Linked DNA regions of Homo sapiens: region 1 is linked to region 2. Evidence: read pairs that join two places in POLR2A ChIA-PET (ENCODE). Cell type or tissue: GM12878. All regions are shown on one strand.

Region 1 (2,500 bases), 180 kb before region 2:
TGTACTGGAGGGGAGTTACCACTATCTTATGAAAACACTGAATAGACATTATTAAACATTCTGCAACTGCTCCTAGCCTTAATCCTGAAATTGTTTCACTTTAAAGGATATGGCTGACAAAGCCTAGTAGAAAGGAAATTACTCTCGGGACTGCAGCCATGATGCTTGTGCTATAGCACACCAAGGGCCAAAGGAAATAAAGCCAAAAATCAAATCAATCATTGGCCTGGGGTTCCCTACCCCCAATTTAGAACTTTCCTAGTAATGAAGTTCTCTGAGGAGGAAATGTTCAGCTAGACTAGAGGAAGAGGAGGCTGAGAACAGAGACTTAAGAGGGAACCACCCTTAAAATCAGCAACAATGAAACCAGTCAAGGAAAACAGTTACAGAAGGTAGAATTAGACAGTGTCAAGAAAGACTGAATATCCAATGTATACTAATATAAAGATCTAGATAGCTAAAGAACAGAACAAACCTTTTAGATTTGGCATTAGAAATCATCATCTATAGATTAAGCTTGAAATTCACACAACAATGAAATTTAGGAGTTAATATTGAAACAAGTAATATGCCAGTAGTCTGAAATATTGTTATTCATAGCTAAGGGGTCGGAGAGACTTCGACTCTTGACTTATAACTTTAGTTTAATCTGGAAACACTTATCCTTTTTATACATGGAATTCTAAAAGCTTTATATAAGCATTTTATGGCAAATATATTGTCTTTGGATATCAAAAGTTGTTTGGTTTTATTTGTCAAACAACTGGCAAATACATTTGCAACTGTTTTTCTGTCGACAACTTTGTAAATCATCACATAAGCCCGATTATATTTTTTTAAAAACTAATCTTTATATTAAGAAATAGGCACATTTGAAATAAAGAAGATTCTCTATCACAAATAGTGTGTTTCTTCTTGGATTTTTCAAGGGCTTATACTAATTTAAATCATTCTATAAATTCTGTATGCTTAATGCTAAAGGTAATTTTTATATCTTAAACTTCATATAAATAGCCAGATTCCTAAGCTAAGAATAAAGTCGATTTTATAAAATTTCATCTAAACATTTTCATAGCCACTCCATAATTAGAATTCTCAAGACCTCTCCTTCTAAATAGTTTCCTAACTGATATCCTTATCTCTGTTATCTCCTCATTGCCATCCACCCAGAATTAGCTTTCTCAAACACAAAGGACATGTCACCCCCATCTTCAAAAACCACAATGCCTCTCACCTCCTAATGACAGGATATAGATTTGCAACTTCAAGAGTTTATTAACAAAACACTCTGAAAGTTCAAAATGCCTTTTACCTTAAAAATTAAAATATATGTACATTTTCCCTAACGTGCATATTTAGAAACCTTCAAATAGTTTTATATCTCTCAAATAATCTAATAAAATGGATATGCCAAGAAAAGGTACCATATTTGTCCTGGATGTCTCATTCTTGCCAGTATACAGCCGAGTACCCCAGTTTTAAATGTGCTGACATTTTGATACATACTGAATACACTAGGGGACTGTAAAGCTCTTGATAATTTGGCCCCAATCTTCTTCCTTCTTGCATTCCCCACTACTCTACATATACCTTATACTTAACTCTAAAGAAAAGTATTTATCCCCTATTCTTGCATATGCCTCCTCCCAGAAAGCCTTTTCACTTATCTCCACAAGAAGTCCTACCTATACATCAAGGTCCAGCTCAAATCCTGCCCTCCTCCAGGTAATACTCTCTAACAGCCTCTTCCTTTCTCCTACACTTTGCAGTCCCTTGTGGTGCTAATCACAATCCATCGCATGTTGTTTGTATAAGGATGCATACAACATACCAGCTAAGAATCCAAGCTTTGGAACCAGAGAAACCCTGGTCAACCTCTAACTCTGCTACCTACTAGAAGTGAGCTTGGGCAAGTTACTTAAGATCATCCAGCATGTTTCCTAATCTACTATATGAAGATAAAGACAGCAACAATAGAAAACTGAGGACTACTTGTGGGGGAGGTAAGAGGAGGGGTAAGGGTTGAAAAACTATTGAACTATTGAGTACTATGCTCAGTACCTGGGTGACAAGATCGTTGGTAACTAAAATCTCAATATCATGCAATAAACCCAGGCAATGAACCTGCATATGAATCTAAAATAAAAGTTGGAATCTAAAATGAATCTAAAATAAAAGTTAGAAGGAAAAAAAAAAACAGTAGCTATCTAACAGGATTAGTCTCAGAATCAAAAACAGTGATGTATAATATAAAAAGCACTTAGCACAATACTAACACATAGGAACAGTTTAATAAATGTGCCTATTATTACCTAGTCTGAGTCCAAAATGGTCACACCTACATCTTATTCTTTTTTTTAATTCTTTCCCACTTCTCTTTTGTGTTATGCTGCTTGTACTTAATAATTATTTAGTTAATAAAATCTGATCAATTCAGAAGTAAATTCCTAGGTAGATCTTAACAAGGTGAAGTCCAAACTCCAGTAAATGTCAAAAAATG
Region 2 (2,500 bases):
CTATGTATTTTTATTTTTAAACTTACCTGATATAAATAATCTTCAAATACAAAATAATAATCATCATTGCTTGCTGTCAACTTCACATCCTATAATTAAAAGTAGACAGTACTGAAAAGAACTCAAACAGATCTGTCTGTAGTACTAAAGCATACACATGTATTTAGAAGCACTACTGCAATAAATTTATTACTTTATGATTATAAACTTCTCAATTAAATTTTATCATTGCTATGTATTTACTGAACTAATATATGTGACACATTATTTGAACTCGAATTCCTCATACTTTTTAAGGTCCCATTAGTAATTCTTTAATATTTATTTCAATTTTATCTCCTTTTAATCTAATATTTAGATGGCTTAAAGCTAAAAAAGAAAAGCGGATGCAATCATAACATCCAGAAGCAACCATAACGATCTGGCCCCAAATTACTGTTCCAATCTCACTGTTCAAGTCCAAATTCTTGCCATTCCCACAAAAGACCAAATATCTTCCATGCCTTTGTGATTATTCACTTGCAAGTCACCACTTGTTACTGAGAGAGCAAGAATGTTGATTTTCTGTATTATGAGTTTAAGGGCCAGTTCACTGACTTCCCCTGGATAGCATATTAGTTTCCTTCTTTAAATATATTCCTATTCTCACTTTCTGACTTGAGTCTACCTTAATGATTTCTATGAGCCTCCCTATGACACTTTAGCCACTTTGAGCTCCAACATCTTAAATGTTTTTTGTATACGTAGTACCACCACAGTGCTTAGCACCTAAATACCCAATACATATTTGATGAGTGAGTAAAAATAAATATGATAAAATTATTAATAGAAATTAATTATATTTTCCTGTGATATAATTCATAAGTATATAGGTACCCCTCCAATAACAAGCAAACAAATGAACAAAAGTCTAGAAAAATGAACTAAAGCATTTGTGTTTCCCCCAGGATTGCCTCTGAATATTATGTCCAGAGTTGGAAACTGCTGCTTGTGTGCTTCAGTGTAAAGAACATAAAATTCCAACAGATTTAACTAAGATTTGAAATCCAGTTCCACTACTTTTAGCTGTATGACTTTGGTCAGTAACTCTGAGGCTAGATCTCCATATCCATAAATGAGGATACCACTGCCTCCTTCAGAAAGGATGGGTAAATGCCTAGCACAGTATCAGATAAAGAGTAAACATCCAGAAAGCTTTTTTAAAAAAATTCACCAAAAGCCCTTTTACTTATAATAGTGTTCATCTATTTATAAGTAAATATAGATCCCAAACCTTACATGTATCCAAAATCTCCAGATGTAACTATACCATGCTTTTAGACCCAATATATAATCAATTCAACAAGTACTGATTGATTGGTTGGGATGAAGGATACAAAAATCAAAACTTCAAAAAACAAACAAACAAACAAAAAAGAAGACAAATAATAAATGTTTACCATCGAGCAGTCTACAATCTCACTGGCAAGATAGTAAAAACATGGGAAAATCACAAAGAAATGTTACAAAAATCCATGGTCAAATAGCTCTAACAGTCTATAAAATTCAACCAGGCTGTTGAGCAAAGTAGCAATCAGGGGAGGATGGAAAGAGTCATAGATGACTCTGGGGTTAGCGAATGTGTGCTAACTCTGAAAAAACCATAATGACACAGATTAAGGAGAAAGAAACAGTCCAGCCTTTTATGTCAGAAGACAACCCAGACAAAGGTAGAGATCATGCATTCTCAACAGGGGGATACTATTGCCTCTGTGGGCATGAAAACTGGTTCCTGGAGGTCAACAAATTTTACATATTACAATGGTATGTGGCCGACCAGAGCTCATCCCTACCCATCCAAATCTTATTTTTTGTTATTTACTTTTTCTTATTAGAGAGAAGTTAATTAATCTTTCTCTCCAGGAGCGTGATAATGAAGAAAGGTTGAAAAACACTAGTATAAATTATCAGATTATAGTAAATGGTTGAAAACTATAGAAAGTATGGATACAAGGCAAGTTTGTTAAAAAAAAAAACAAAACACAAAACCATTTAATAAATTAGCTTAGGGAGGGTTCAATGATGTTCTGTACTCACAACATCATTGGCTCAGAACATCTATGACTTTCCATCCTCCCCGATTGCTACTTTGCTCAACAGCCTGGTTGAATTTTGTAGACTGTTTGAGCTATTTGACCATGGATTTTGTAACATTGCCTTGTTCCATTCATTCCTTTAACCTTTAAAAGAATTCCACCTTGTTTTCAGTTAAATTTAAAATAAGTTTTTGCTATAGGGAGCTGTAATAACAGGGATTTTTTTTTTTAAATGATCATTCCCTTAACGGCTGACTTCAATAATGTTTGGAGTGATTGGCAGAGCCCAACTAAGTCAAAAATAACCAGAGACAGATATCTTCCTAAAAACATTCACGTTGCGCACAGCTTAGATGCCATTAAAACTTTCATCCAATTCCTCAGGCACAAATTACTTCCTTCTTGGAACAAATTTTCTTTACTGA

Evidence for each region. ChIA-PET counts read pairs that join two places held together with the same protein. Peaks named below come from ENCODE experiments on the same cell type or tissue, not always from the same donor. Only the 100,000 strongest peaks of a DNase experiment are listed, where the experiment ranks them.
Region 1: POLR2A ChIA-PET joins it to region 2 with 5 read pairs; 4 of 35 experiments call an interaction of 5 or more read pairs at or near these places.

The regions. Positions count from the first base shown.
Region 1 is chr4:26,865,687-26,868,186 of GRCh38, reverse strand. All of the region lies in intron 1 of STIM2 (stromal interaction molecule 2), which reads right to left. Among named protein-coding and RNA genes, the nearest start is that of STIM2, 6.1 kb to the right of the region's middle. In GM12878, no CTCF peak of the experiment used is centred here; no DNase peak of the experiment used is centred here; H3K27ac peaks cover 409 bases.
Region 2 is chr4:26,685,934-26,688,433 of GRCh38, reverse strand. It overlaps TBC1D19 (TBC1 domain family member 19), which reads right to left. Exons shown (of 21, transcript NM_018317.4): 13 at 27-89. Among named protein-coding and RNA genes, the nearest start is that of TBC1D19, 100 kb to the right of the region's middle. In GM12878, no CTCF peak of the experiment used is centred here; no DNase peak of the experiment used is centred here.